Regions from separate parts of the Homo sapiens genome. Here region 1 is linked to region 2. The links are chromatin loops, found by intact Hi-C in ENCODE. Cell type or tissue: endothelial cell of umbilical vein. All regions are shown on one strand.

Region 1 (8,000 bases), 210 kb after region 2:
AAGGCCAGGGAAGAGCTTTCTGGCAATTAGGACTGACCTGGGAGAGTGTGACTGCCCAACCTCTGACCACATGTCCAGGATTTTTTAGTGACTTCATTTATCAGAACCAGAGTTGAATTACATGACTTTTAAGTTAAACTTGTTATATACACTTTCCTTATTTTTTGGTCCCAAATCAATACCTGTCCAGAATGATTTAAAATAACAACCTCGAGCCCTTCTATCTGGCATCTTTGTGGACTGGTACATCCTCATTTTATGAACTGAGAGGCCAAAACCTGGCATATATCATAAGTTAACAACAAATAGTCAAATGTAGGCAGATGCCAAAAATTCCACCCACTCACTTTTTAAATGAATGGAATGGTTACACTGTTATCAATTTAGCCTGGCAGGTGCCTTCTTACCTGTACTTCCTGTTTGATGCTATTTGCAAGTCCTTTATTATGAAAGTTAAATTATAAGAACCCCCAGAGAGCAACTAAAGAAAGTAATTTTAAATCTTTTATTTTTGGTCGTTGGGAGGTTGCATATGTAGTTTTGAGACAAATAAATGTGTTAAGTTTTATCCAGCACAGGTTGGGGTTTATGAAGGCAGGGCTCATATCAATAATTGAACTAGTGGTTCTTTAAGCCAGTCAATGAATGCTTATTTAGGAACTTCATATATTAGGTATTAGGCAGGCCATATAGACATTTTTTAAAAAGTTCTTGCCCTCAGGTAGTTGGCGGGGGTGAGGGGGCTAAGTATGTATAATATACAGTGTTTTAAGTAGAAAGAAGGAAACAAAATGCTATAGGAGTACAGAAAGAGGGGGAAATTCCAACTAGAGCAAAAGGGAGGAGTAGATTAAAGAAAGAAAGTAAAAATTAGAGCTACAAAAGTGATTCTCCATCTGACTGTCTATTAGAATCTCTCGGGACCTTTCAAAGAATATCAATACCCAGGCTTCACCTTCTAGAGAGCCTCAGTCAGTCTATCCTCAGGCGAGTACATTGCCTTAATAATACACCTTTGTAATGTTTTGATACCTGGTGCTTTTATAATGTTTTAGTACTTTTTTTTCCTTCTTCAAGATTTTCTTAGCTATTCTTGTCCCTTACATTTTCCATGTAAATTTTGGAATCAGGTTATCAATTTCCACAAATAAGCCTCCTGAGATTTGTTTGGTTTTGCATTAAATGTTTGGATCATTTAAAAACTGACATCTTCACAATATTGAGACATAATCCTTGAACATGATGGATCCCTCTATAGTTTTTAAGATTTTTCTTAGTGATGCTTTGTAGTTTTCTGCATAAAAGTCTTTCACATCTTTGCCGTGATTTATTCCTATTTTGTGCTTTTCACAGTGACCAAATGGAATCACTTTTAAACTTCATTTTCTATTTTTTGTTGCTAGTATATAAACAATTCATTTTCATCTTGGGCCTATGCTAATTGTATCTATTCATTTTTAAAATACTTCAGCTGCATAATCTTTTGGATTTTCTAAATACCCTAACATGACATCTACGAATGGACTGTTTTATTTCTTCCTTTCCAATTCTTATTCCTTTAAAGGTCTATATCTTGCCTGATTACACTGATTAGATATCCTATAAAAGGTTGAAAAACATGATTATAGTCAACATTCTATTTTATTCCCCATCTCTGGAGGAGAGCTTTAACATTTCACCACTAAGAGTGATGGTAGTTGTGGGTTTTTGGCTATACTTCCTATTAGATTAATTTAGTTTATTTTATTAGCTTACTTTCTGTATGGCTAAGACTATTTAGTTACATGGTAAAAACTTGAGGATTTAACAATGGACCAGTGTATATAAGACCTCTTGACTTACAATAAAAGCGTCACTTCAGTGCAGTGGGAAAAAATGGTCTTTTAAATAAATGGTGATTGATCAATAGCATGTCTCTATCAATATATATCTATATCTATTTCTATCTCTGTATATGAATCAACCCTTATCTTACATTATACACATAAAAATATTTCAGGGAGGGCTGGGCGCGGTGGCTCACGCCTGTAATCCCAGCACATTGGGAGGTAGAGGTGGGCGGGATCATGAGGTCAGGAGTTCGAGACCAGCCTGGCCAACGTGGTGAAACCCCGTCTCTACTAAAAATACAAAAAGTAGCTGGGTGGCATGTGCCTGTAATCCTAGCTACTTGGGGAGGCTGAGGAAGGAGTCTCGCTTGAACCCGGGAGGTGGAGATTGCTGGGAGCCAAGATCACACCACTGCACTCCAGCTTGGCTGACAGAGCGAAAGTCCGTCTCAAAAAATTATATATATCTATATAGATATACAGATATATCAGGGAATTATAAACCGAAATGTAGAACATTAAGCAATAAAATTTCCAAAGATGACTTGGAAGACTAACTACATGAAGGCCAGGATTTCCTAAACAGAACACAAAACCCACGAATCATAAATAATAGCTTTCATTAAGACACTCCACTAAACAGAAAAAAGACAAGACACCAACAAGAATAAGATATTGCAATGCATACATCCAATGAGGCACTTATATATAGAAAAAATCCCTAAAAATCTGTGTGAAAAAGCCAGACAGCCCATGTTTTGAAAATGGGCAAAAGACTCAAGTAGGTGCTGCACAAATAAGATATCCAAAATGGCTAACAAACATATCACTTTACAATCACAGAATAAAAAAGAAAAAGAAACTGACAATACCAAGTGTTGGTGAGGATGCAGAGCACCTGGATTCTTGGCAGTGCCTGTACCCTGAGCATGGCCCTTCAGGCCTTTCCATTTCAGTGCATGCTGGCCCGGATGTCACTGCATCTCTCTGCTTAAGGACTTTCTCCGGCCTTAAGAATGGTTCTGTCTGTAAGAGCAGCAGGCCAGAGGTATCAAGGGAGTTGGGGTATTTATACACCATTCCAGTCAATCTTTGGTCAGGAACCTGACCAAAAAATTGACTCCCTGATGTGTGTTCTATATACCATTTCCAGAGATCTTCAGTAGGATTGAGTTCTAATTGCCTGCGGTGGTACTTGCTTGATAATGCACCCTTTATTGGCTCTGATATCTCCTCCATTTCACTTCCTCACTCCCTGTCAAGAATTTTTGGGGCTATATCCCAAATAAACCATGTGCATTAAAATTCTTACTTTAGGTTGTATATATGGGGAAACCCAAATTAAGACATATGCTATAATCTAATAAAATGTTTACTTAAAATGAAAAGGGCATGGGAGATAGCGCTCAATTTTGGAGGGATAACAACTGTCAATATTGCCTAGGAGAGATTGCTTTAATGATGTGGTATATTAGGATATACCTTGCCATGATGATCAGTGTAAAAAGTGCATTGTCACCAACACAGATGGAAATCTTATGATCAGAAACTGTGCTAGAAGTTTTCCATAGTTTATCTCACTCAGTTATTATCATTATTATGTTGGTGAAGCACTTGAAAGTCATAAAAGCAAAACAACTATTCAAGATCCCCTTACAATTTCAGGATGAATTGGGGTGTATTAAGCCTGAATAACTCTAAGGGCTGATGGTCGGCTGTTATGTTGGCCAGGTTGTGAAGGATCCAGATGAGTATTGAGAGGCTAAAGCACTCTATCTTCTACTCAATGAGAAACCAAATGAAGTCATGAAACAGAGGAATACCATGACCAGGTTTTGTGAAATCTCCCTCTGGCTTCAGGGTGGAAGATGGGGAAGGGGAAGGGGAAAGACAGGAAGCAGGGCAGCCCTTTAGGAAGCCATTGCAATAACCCAGGGGTAAGATGTGAAGACTGAACCAGGCAGGGGCTGGCTATAGAAATGGCAAAGAGCGGGTGGATTTCAGAGTTATTGGCTGATGGGGGCAGGTGACAAGTCTTAGTGACCAATGACTGGGGATGGAAGTGGGTGACAAATCTTAGTGACCAATGGGGATTGAAGAAGAGGAAAGACAGTTTCCTGTTTGATGCTGGGTGAGGACAAATATTTTTACTGAGGTTGCCTCAACAATTCACTGTTCTTGTAACAGGGGTCCCCCTGGTGGTAAAAGAAAACCAGGAACAGGATTCCTCTTCCTGGGTGCCTGTTATTGTAGGAAACAGCTGTTCAACTGAACATAGCCCCAGCATCATAGAATAAGGATGCTTTTCTCCTTTTGTGGTGGCAAAGAGCCACATCTAAAAATAACTAAAAGCGGAATGAGAGTTGCTGAAACCAGGAAGCAAGGTCCGAAAACAACTTTCATCCACCCAAGCAAGGTGGCTTCTGGCCACCTTCTCTCTCCAAGATATCTCCATGTAGCTGGGAGGGAGGGGTTGGCTGGTATCAGTGACACTGAATCCAAGGCATTGGGGAACTCTCCTAGGAAATATTGATCTTATTCCTTAAGAGCATGGCACTTATAAAAAGTGGGAGTTCCAGGCTGGGCACGGTGGCTTGTGCCTGTAATCCCAGCATTTTGGGTGGCTAAGGTGGGCGGATCCCCTGAGGTCAGGAGTTCGAGACCAGCGTGGTCAACATGGTGAAACCCTGTCTCTACTAAAAATACAAAATTATCTGGGCATGGTGGTCATGCCTGTGGTCCTGGCTACTTGGGAGGCTGAGGCAGGAGAATCGCCTGAACCTGGGAAAGGAGGTTGCAGTGAGCCGAGATCACGCCATTGACCCCAGCCTGGGCAACAAGAGCAAAACTCCGTCTCAAAAAACAAACAAAAACATCTAAAACTGCCAGAAGCCCCCAGAGCCAAGTACTGCATCCAAATAGATAAGGTAACACACCAGAGAGATTTCTCTTTGTGCTTTTTCTCTTTATGCCTTAGGCATAGCCCTTGGAAAAAACAAGAGGAATTTTCTAAAACAGGTGTGTCTGAATAGGCCTGAGTCATCCACCAAGATGTGATATTTCAGAAACTTTCCATTTTGAGCCTTTGCATGTTCCTGATTAAGTATAAATACCTTGCTTGCTATATAAATACACATGGAGTGTAACCTTTTGCTAAGTAATGCAATACCAACAGCTACAAAAAGCTGAGAAGAGAGCCACAGCACAATTGAATCTAGTGGTTTCCTTTCACAAATCCCTTAGGATCCTGGAAAGGTTTAATATTAAAGCTCATAAGAGTTTCCCCTTGAAACCACTGCAGCCAGTTTTTTTTCTCCCCAGGAGCTCTGTGTATTAGTTGTTCTTATCCATCTGTAAACTTTTGTAAGCTCCCTAATAAAAACAATTGCATTTTCTTGGCTTAATTGCATATTATTGAGTGGTTGGTGTGTCATGCTATAAATGTACAGTAATAAGAAATGTTCTGTTCATTAGGAACCACTAACATACTAAGCAAATGGCCAGTCAGCTATTTTATCGATGTGCGCAGAAAGTAACTCTTTAGATGTCAGAATATAATCATTAAAAAAAACCTTACTTTATTGCACCACACACAGGCTGTATCATGTTGAATAGCAAAATAGTTTGATAAGATGAATCATTTATTATACATTTCATAAAGAAAACGGCGAGGTTTTACTATTGCAGTGATATTCCCCCAGCTTCATTTTTAATCAGATACCATCTTCTGAGCTCCTTTCATTCTAGATTGTTTTGTAGAAGGATATAACAACTGATTTTTTTTTGCTTTTTTTGGGATGGAGTTTCGCTCTTGTCGCCCAGGCTGGAGTGCAGTGCAATGGTGTGATCTTGGCTCACTGCAACTTCTGCCTCCCAGGATCAGGCAATTCTCCTGCCTCAGCCTCCCGAGTAGCTGGGACTATAGGCATGCACCAACATGCCTGGCTAATTTTGTATTTTTTAGTCCAGATGGGGTTTCACCATGTTGGCCAGGCTTGTCTTGAACTCCTGACCTCAGGTGATCTGCCCGCCTCTCCTCCCAAAGTGTTGGGATGACAAGCGTGAGCTACTGTGCTCGGCTCAACTGATGTTTTGTAATTTTGCTAGACACAGCCACAACCTGCCAGGTGTTTGGGTGGGGGTGGGATGCAGAATAAACTTATACAAACAAGTCCACCTTTGGATGAGTATAGTTTTAGGAGCTCATCTCTAAGAGGTGGAAACCAGAATGCTTATTAAGTAAGGCAACAAGTAACATAACCAGTCCTCCCTCTCCCCACACTGACTCTCCACCACTTCTCTCCTTTAGCTTTCTGTAATTTGGGGGGACACTGACCTTGCCTCAGCCACAGGATGGCCAAGTTCATGAATAAAGTGGGGGATATTCCATTTTCCTTATAGCCTGAGGCAAGGCTGGCCTCAGAGTGTGAAAAAGCAAACAGAAGGCATCTTATCCCTGGCTGAGAAGGCCCCAGCAGGTCCATGGATTTGAGAGGGCAGAATGGAGCTTATGGAGTAATTGCTAATTGACAGCCAAGTTCTATCCCCAAAAGCAAAGAATTTGAAAAGCAATTTTGTAAAGTATTCTAAAAAGTTGTCAAAAGGAAACAATAAAAATATTTTCAAACAATAACTTAATTGCTCTTTATTTTATTAACTCAATAAAATGTGACTTTATATATGTTTTTGAATTTTTCCTACCATTCACTGTTAACTTTATAATTTTTGAAACTTTTAAATTCCCCAAGTAAATTCTTCTTTGCTACATTTGGGCAGGATTTTGGTGAAAATGTAAATGGGTCACTTTTTGTATAAGGATTGCAGCAATTATATCTACATAGATGTATAAATATTTGTGTAAACATCATTGTCTTAACCCAGACAGGTCCCAAGCAAGTGAGCCTGAGATACATAAAAAATGAATGGATGCCACAATCTGTGTGTATGTGTGTTGTGAATGGTGATGTTAAAAATTATGTATGCGTGGTTTTGCTTATTGGATATGTGGTTCCTCCTTTTGGGAGTGTTCTGAGTTAAACCTAGACCCATCCCTTGTTCTGGCTCAAAGCCATTTTTCAATCATAACTGATTGTGATGGCCACACATATAACAAGCGAAGCCAAAAGCTTGCCCCTTTCTACACACACGATTTTTCCCTTCACCTTTGCTGGTGATCTCCAGATGTGTGAGCCAAATATGTGTATGTATGACTAGGTAAAACTTTCAAAACTTCCTTCCTTCCTTCCTTCCTTCCTTCCTTCCTTCCTCCCTCCCTCCCTCTCTCCCTTCCTGCCTTCCTGCCTTCTCTCTCTCTTTTCCTTCCTTCTTTCCTTCCTTCCTTCCTTCTTTCCTTCCTTCCTTCCTTCTTTCCTTCCTTCCTTCCTTCCTTCCTTCCTTCCTTCCTTCCTTCCTTCCTTCCTTCCTTCTTTCCTTCCTTCCTTTTCTCTCTCTCTCTTTCTTTTCTTAACAGAGTCTTGCCCTGTCACCCAGGCTGGAGTGTAGTGGCACGATCTTGGCTCACTGCAATCTCCCCCTCCCATGCTCAAAGTGATTCTCCTGCCTCAGCCTCCTGAGTAGCTGGGATTACAGGCACCCATCACTACGCCTGACTTTTTTTTGTATTTTCAGTAGAGATGGGGTTTCGCTATGTTGGTCAGGCTGGTCTCAAACTCCAACCTCAGGTGATCTGCCCACCTCGACCTCCCAGAGTGCCAGGATTACAGGTGTGAGTGACTGCGCCAGGCCTAAAACGGTGTGTTTTCAAAGAAAACTGAGTAAGAATAACTTAAACCACAGTAATTTGAGAATGACCACAGTGGACTGACTCTTACCTTCCGGTATCCCCAGAGCTGGTTCCCCTTCATGCCATGACAGTCATAGAGTGTAACGGGGCTGTTGTGTGAGATCGCATCAAAGCAGAATTTCCGGGTATGCAGTGGCTCACCGGGTCGAATATCTTCTCTCCATCCAAAGGTAAAAAGCTAGCAAAGCAACAGTAGCAGAAAAGCTGCAGTGAGTTTGTTTTGGAGAGAAGATGCAAGGGCGGGGGAAGGTATGTCTTTTAGCAATGTAGAACTCCTGCTTTGTGATCTGCCAAAAAGAGCTAAGTCTCAGCCTAACAGAGGTGTTGGAAAAGGCACGTGTCATAAAGTGCTGTAGCAGTAACAGCTG
Region 2 (8,000 bases):
TTATTCAGTGATACTCTGGTTTATCATGAGTGTTATTTGTCATTCAGGTTACTATTTATATGCATCATTAAAAGATAAAAGAACTGTCCTTTCTGTTATCCGAATATTTATTACAGGTCTACTATATGCCAGGTACTCTATATAAAAGTGCCATGTTATAGAAAAAGGCCTTGCCTCTAAGGGAGTCACAGCCTGGAGGAAGGGAATGCCTGAGCAGGCCTAAGTGACCTGATCTGCGTTTTGAAAATAGTAGAGGCTCCCCAGTACATAGGCGGTGGGGATGTAAGGTGGGGCATGAGGAAAAGGCACAAAATCATAAAAACACGGAGTGCTTAGAGAATGCCAAATCATTTGCTATAACAGAAGGGCAGGAGATGAAACTTGAGATACTGGCAAGTTCCTCAGAGGGTCTCTTAAGAACTGCTGAGAGGTTCAGACTTTATCCTCTTACATGGGAGCCATGAGATCAAAGCTGAATTTTGGAATGAGTACTCGGATAGAGCAAATGAGTGGGAAGAGAAGCCAAGATGTTGTCAGAGAGATAAGAAAAAACTTAAAAATAAAATACTACAGAAGGCAAAGTAGGAGAGAATTTCAAGGCAGGAGTGGTCAACAGGGCTAAAAACTGCAGTCATGATGTTGAAGTAACAAGAATGACAAAGTCTGAAGGTATAGGCCAGGGAAGTATGGTAATGGCAGTGCTGCAGTGGGGCTCGCTCGCCAGCTCTCTGATAGACAACGGTGGAGGCCCCAGGAGCATGGAACTAGAAAGGCCTCTGGACTCCTCACGGTTCTCTCCTACCCAGCTAGAGGATGGATCTGTCATACTGCTTTCTACCTTCTAGAGCACACAAAGCATTTTTGTGATCCCCTTGTTGCTGTGCCCTAGACATTCCTTTCAAATGCCTAACTGATGGTTTAACAAATATGTACTGAGTACCTACTATGTACCAGGTTACAGAGATACAAAGGTAAGCAAATACATCCCTGCTTTTGTGGCTCTTTCTGTCCAGTGGGGCAGACAGATAAACAAATAATCATATAAACATGGTGCTGTAAGAAACTTCAAGGAGAATTGATCCAATTTAGGAAGTTAGAAAAGGCTTTCTTGTGGCCGGGCGTGGTGGCTCACGCCTGTAATCCCAGCACTTTGGGAGGCCAAGGCAGACAGATCACGAGGTCAGGAGATCGACACCATCCTGGCTAACACAGTGAAACTCCATCTCTTCTAAAAATACAAAAATTAGCTGGGCGTGGTGGTGGGTGCCTGTAGTCCCAGCTACTTGGGAGGCTGAGGCAGGAGAATGGTGTGAACCTGGGCGGTGGAGCATGCAGTGAGCAGAGATTGTGCCACTGCACTCCAGCCTGGACAACAGAGCAAGACTCTGTCTCAAGAAAAAAAAAAAAAAGAAAAGAAAAGAAAAGGCTTTCTTGAGAATGAGTACATCACTGAGCAAAGATCTGAAAGAACAGAAGTTACTTAGGTGAAGACAGGAGGGAAGAGTATCCCAGGTAGAGAACGTGTTGTGCAAAGTGCCTGTAGAAGGAAGGCCTATGCCAAGCAAGAAGGACTAGATATGGCTGGAGTACAGAGTGAGGCGTGCCTGGGGCAAGGTGAGGCTGAAGATTAGGTAGTAGCTAGATCAAGCCAGGCCTGGTGTCCATGGTAATGCATCTGGACTTCATCTGAGAGCAGTAAAAAGTGAGTTAATAGCTTTAATGTACCTTGGAAGGGACAGAAGCATTTTGAAAACAATCCCCTGGCTGAGTAGTAAGAGAACAGACCTGGAAACAGGCCAGAGTGACTGAGGATAGATTCCAGAATAGACAGCAGTAGTCTGGATAAGAATCTTGGTGGTGGAAGAAAAAAAGTGGAAAGTGGACAGATTCAAGGGTTAATTAGTGTCTTCGCCCATTTGTATTGCTATAAAGAAATACCAGAAGCTGCGTAATTTATAAAGAAAAGAGGTTTATTTGGCTCACAGTTCTGCAGGCTGTATAAGAAGCATGGTACCAGCATCTCCTTCTGATAGGGCCTCAGGCTGCTTCCATGCATGGCAGTAGGGAAGGGAAGCAGGTGTGTGCAGAGATCACATGGCGAGACAGGGAGCAAGATACAGAGAGAAGGAGGTGCCAGTTTTTTTTTGTTTTCTTTTGTTTTGTTTTATAACCAGTGCTTTTGGTAACTAACAGAATGAGAACTCACTTATTACAGTGAAGATGGCACTGAAACAATACATGAGGGATCTGCCTCCATGACCCAATCACTTCCCATTAGGCCTCACCTCCAAAATTGGGACTCAAATTACAACATGAGGTTTGAGGGGACAGACATTCAAATTATAGTAATTACGAAGTAAAATGAGCAACTGTTTTCTTTTGCTATCCAATCATGATGGATTGGATATGTGTGATGAAGGAGAGGGAGGTATGAAGAATGACTTTAAGATTTGTAACTTATACAACTGGATACTATTCACTGAGAGAGGAAACACTGAAATAGACCAGAATTGAAGATGATGAGTTCCCTTTTAGATATGCTGAATTTCAAGTGCTTCTGAAACATTCAAGAGGAGACAGAAACAGAATTTATAGCTCAGTGAAGAGGTCTGGACTGGAGAATATAATTTGGCACAAATCTTTATGCAGATAATAATTGACTCAAGAGCCAATAAGACGAGTGATGGAGAGATTATAAAGTGAGAAAAGGAGAGGATCTTGGATCCCGCCTTGAGGAATTCACCCCTTACATGATGGATGGAAGAGGGTGAGACTATAGAAGAGACAGATGACTAGCCCAATATGTGGAAAGAAAACCAAAAACCAAAACAGTGTGTTCAAGACACAGGGCACGGTGAACTATGTCGAGAAGCCAAGCAAGATGAGGATTGCATTTGGTAACGTGAAGTTGAAGCTGACTGATAACTTCAGTGACAGCTGTTTTGGCAGGGTAATGGTGTCAAGAGCCCAACTGGAGTGAGTGGAAGTGTGGAGTTGGGAGATGTGGAAACGATACAAACAAGAATAGACAACATTTTTTGAAAAATTTGATTTGCCTGTTAAGGGATGAATAGAGATGAAGAGGCAGCTGGAAGAAATATGAAGTGGAATGAGAAAATTTAGTTTGTTTTTAATAGGAAAAGCTTGAAGATTTTTAAAAGCAAAGGCAAGGGTGAGACATTAAAAAGCATGTGAGAGAAGGGGTAATCAAGTGCACAAAGTTCTTGAGAATGAAGAAGGGATGGGAGCCAAAGCAGTCATGGGGACTGGCCTGGCTGGGAGGCGGACAACCCCTCTGATGTAATAGGAAAGATGGAATTGGTGCAGATACTGGCATTGTTCTCTTCTTTGGGATCCAAATCCTCAACCACTGCAGTCTGAATTAATCCAACAGTGTCTCCCATTTAATCTATTCTATATATTGCATTTAGACTTAGCTCTGTTAAATACTGCAGATATATGAAAAAATACTCAACATCACTAATCATCAGGGAAATCCAAATCAAAACCGCAATGAAGTATCATCTCATCTGAGTCAGAAAGGTTCTTATCAAAAAGACAAAAAATAACAATGCTGGCAAACATGCAGAGTAAGGGAACTCTTATACACTGTTGGTGAGAATGTAAGTTACAACAGCCATTATGGAAAACAGTATGGAGGTTTCTCAGAAACCTAAAAATAGAACTACCATACAACCCACCCATCCCACTACTGGGTATTTATCCAAAGGAAAGGAAATTAATATATCAAAGGATACCTGCACTGTCATGTTGACTGAAGCACTATTCACAATAGCCAAGATACAGAATCAACCTAAGTGTCCATCAGTGGATGAATGGATAAAGAAAATGTGGTATGTATACACACAATGGAGTACTATTCAGCCACAGAAAGAAATCCTGTCATTTGCAGCAACATGGATGGAAGTGAAGGTCATCATGCTATGTGAAATAAGCCAGGCACGGAAAGACAAATACCACGTGTTCTCACTCATACGCGAGAGCTAAAAAAGTGGATCTCACCGAGGTAGAGTAGAATGATGGCTAACAGTGGCTGGGAAGGGGAAAGGGGTAAAGAGAGATTGGTTAATGGGTACAAACATACACTTAGATAGAAGGAATAAGTTCTAGTGTTCAGTACCACAGTAGGGTGACCATAGGGAACAACAATTTATTGTACATTTCAAAATAGCTAGAAGAAAAGATCTGAGGCATTCCCGACACAAAGAAAAGGAATGTTACAAGCTCACACCTGTAATCCCAGCACTCTGGGAGGCTGAGGCAGGAGGATCTCTTGAGGGTAGGAGTTTGAGACATGCCTCGGCAGCATAGAGAGACCCCCATCTTTACAAAAATTTTTTTTAAATCAGCAGGGCATGGTGGTGTGTGTCTGTAGTCCCAGTTACTTGGAAGGCTGAGGTGGGAGGATTGCTTGAGGCCAGGAGTTCGAGGCTGCAGTGAACTATGGTCGTGCCACTGCCCTCCAGCCCGGGCAACAGAGCAAGACGCTGTCTCTAAAAAAAAAAAAAGTTCAAGGTAACAGATATCCTAATTACCCTGATTTGATCATTACACACTGTATGCATGTATCAAAATATACCATGCCCTCCATAAATATGTACAATTCATATGTATCAATCAAAAATTTATAAAAACCACTGCTTTCTAGTATATGTCAGGGATTTTTTTTTTTTAAGAGACTGAAAGTCTCCCTAACCAGGCTCAAACTCTTTGCCTGGCTTCAGTGTTACCCACTATGTACTCACTCAAGGTGTCCCTGTACTCATTAGTCAGTCACGTCCCTTCAGGAGATGATTTTAAAAAATTATTTTCAGTCCTGCCTCTAGGGTTTGCTCACTTACCAGCCTTAGCCTACAGCACTGCCCTGCTTTCCTCCTCTCTTCCTTCTAAGTTCAGTTCCAATTCCATTTATAAAGACTCAGCCCCCACCATCTGCTCTAGTTCCAGTGATATTTTTCCTCTTATGAATTTCTACTCAATATTTTTATAATTCTCTAACTGTCCTATATGTTAGTTTTTCTTCCCCAACCAGACTAAAAAGCTCTAATTGAGGAGAGTCTTAGTATTTTGCTCCTTTTGCACAGGAAGAGCTTCTGTTATGTGTCTTCCTTTCTCCTAAATTCTGTGCCATTTCTAGTTTCCTTATTTCTACTCCCATATACAAAAATAATAACAGTTATTCAACAGGAAACATGTTTCCTGGCCTCCATATATTTAAAGGAGGGCCTGCCTTATGTTTTTTAGATGGATTTTTGGGGCAACAGCAGTGCAATTTTTGATTTTAAAAAATAAAACTACTAGACACCGTTAAGTATGTTACATACTCCAATCCTCGCAACTATCCAGTGAGACAGGACCTGTAATTTTACTCTCACATTTTATAGTTCAGGAAGCCAAAGATTAGAGAGGAGATCATACATCATTAAGTCACACAATCAGTAAGCCACTGATGTAGGTTTGAACCCTGGCCTGTGACTCCTGATCCTGTGCTGGTGGCCACAATGCTAAACAACTTCAAGAAGACTGCTTGATAATGACTTCTACTTTGTAGAAACCCAGAAATTTACAAAAACAATTAACTCGAGGGGCCTTTAAAACATGCGATTAATATATACTTTAATGTCTCTTTATTCTGCTTTTTAAAATCATGTTATAAGGCTATCTTTGGCAACCAGTTACACCAAAGAAGCCAATTCTTACACTGCACAATGAGATCTGCCTGTCAAAGGTGTTTTGTTCCTTCAATGTGTTAGGTCATGATTTCCCCTGACAGCTTGTGAAATAAAGGGAAAAACATTTTTAAAAATTTGATACAAAGAATTAAATCAGTCTGTCCCATAAGTAAGGACTAAAGTGCTTTTCAACCTATGTTAAGCAGACTGTTCCAACTGAGGTACTACTGTGAATTTTTAGATGTTCAAACTATCGCTCATGAATACTCTTGCCTTTTTGTGAGCAAAAGTAGTGCTGTGGCTATGGAGGAAAACTAAATTATTCACAATTGAGCCTATTCCTATAGCTTTGCTGATATTCTACTCTAACCAAAAATTTATCAAATGCCTGGTTCCATAAAGACAGCAGAAGATAATTACACTATCACAGAATAATTTACTATATTTCCCAGGACATGCTAACTATATTATATATAAGACCAGAGTTCCATTTTTCTCCCCTCCCATAATGTAAGAGGTATCAGTGAGAGAAAGGGAGAAAACCCCTCACAGAGTACTTATCCAGAAATACAACCAACAGTCTGTTTTCTAGGACACATGAAAATGTTCACTATGAAACCCAAGTGAGGATTAGGAGTGACATATCAAAACACTACTTTCATACAGAATAATATGGAATGTTTTCCTAATTTAATTTCTGATTTATATAGTAAACAGATTATACTCATATTAAAACATTAAAAATATGATAGTTAACTTTAACTTTCCCTTACTTTCTATTTCCATTTCTTCATCTTGCTACCTACCACCTTTTAGATGAAAGAAGCAATATTCTAATTTTACCATAACCATGTTCACAATACCAAACCATTAAAATAATCATTTTATTTCAAAAACTTTTTGGCACTTTGAGAGAAGGAAACATAGCAGTAGTTAAGCAACAGGAAGCAACTCTACCCATTAACTGAAAGAATATATAACATATGCTTAAATTTAGCTGGTCTGACACATTCCAACCAACCTCAGTTGATGAACATAAGCTGCTGAAGTGGTGCAACTGAAATTTGCTATCTGTTTGCAACAAAAGGTGAAGCTCTGGCAAATAATATGCAATAATTTATTGGAAGACTACACTGGCAAGTCTCACTGAATATCTCAGTTTTATTTTGCCATACTCTTCTGATGACCCTAAGTCATACAGGTTTTTTGTTTTCTATTGAAAAGGTTCCCTTCTTTTACCTGGTATAATGAAGGTAAGCAGCACATTTATCCTGGTATCTACAAATAAATGAAAAAGGAAGCATGTTGTTACTATAGCACACACTTAAGACAGCCTGCCAATGTGTCAGTCAAAGCATTGTCAAAGTTGGAACAGAACCTCCAAAGGCTTACCAAGAAAAATGGAGATAAAAATGAAAAAAAAAGTAGTAAATCAATTTATCAGAGAAAGTATTTCATTGAATACTGACTTCCATCATGAAGACGACTACAAAGACTACGATAATACGATGAGGAGAAGGTAGAAGAACCCATACAATGAAACAAGCATGATTCTGCCTGCATCATACGTATCTCTTTTAATTCCTGCAACAACTCTTTGAGCTAGATACCACTATTACCCCATTTTACAGTTAAGAAATCAGAGGCACAGAGTTTAAGTAACTTGATAAAAGCCGTGCTCCAAGGAGGCAGTAAAGGTAGGATTCAAATCCAAGGTCTCTGGCTACAGATTCCATGTTCTTAACTATTATACTCTCTCTAGGTCGAGGGAGGCATCCATGCTTTTCATATCCTTAACTAGAATTTCTAGGGAACTTCTAGCTAAATAAATTGATAGTTATCTTTGTAGACTATTTAAATGCTAAAACAAATATATTCCTTAGAATCACTGTTAATTTCAATACATTTATTTCAATAAAAATTTCCTTTATTTTCAAACCAATAAAATACTACTAACTAGAATTCATAATAAAGCAGCTCAGGAAAGGCTACTGTAATAGAAGTAAAAACTTACTATGACGCCCACTAGGGTAGGTGAATATTAAGATGTAATAAATTGTAATATGCAGGAAATGATATACTCATCTCATGTGACTTGACTGCTACAGATAAAAATGAAATACTTTATTTTCAGCTAGTCACTTTGGCACATAGGACCATTAAACTGAGCTACCGTGCTTGCTATTGTGATTTTGCAAAAACACAAAATGGTCTTCAAAAATCTGTTGTCTGCCACTGACAATATGAAGTAAATAAAATAAGGTTTTCAAATTGACACCAAAGAGGAGTTGGCCACCCTTTCCACTG

Evidence for each region. Peaks named below come from ENCODE experiments on the same cell type or tissue, not always from the same donor. Only the 100,000 strongest peaks of a DNase experiment are listed, where the experiment ranks them.
Region 1: it touches region 2 in a loop (6-fold over the local background); 11 of 110 quality-filtered maps call a loop at or near these places.

The regions. Positions count from the first base shown.
Region 1 is chr4:173,021,286-173,029,285 of GRCh38, reverse strand. GALNTL6 (polypeptide N-acetylgalactosaminyltransferase like 6) reads right to left here. Exons shown (of 13, transcript NM_001034845.3): 12 at 7,661-7,810. Among named protein-coding and RNA genes, the nearest start is that of GALNT7, 140 kb to the left of the region's middle. In endothelial cell of umbilical vein, a CTCF peak has its summit at 4,016 (motif pointing left); no DNase peak of the experiment used is centred here.
Region 2 is chr4:173,228,966-173,236,965 of GRCh38, reverse strand. The region is part of intron 1 of GALNT7 (polypeptide N-acetylgalactosaminyltransferase 7); the gene reads right to left. Among named protein-coding and RNA genes, the nearest start is that of MIR548T, 35 kb to the left of the region's middle. In endothelial cell of umbilical vein, a CTCF peak has its summit at 4,889; DNase peaks (open chromatin) are centred at 4,895, 5,345 and 5,725; H3K27ac peaks cover 530 bases.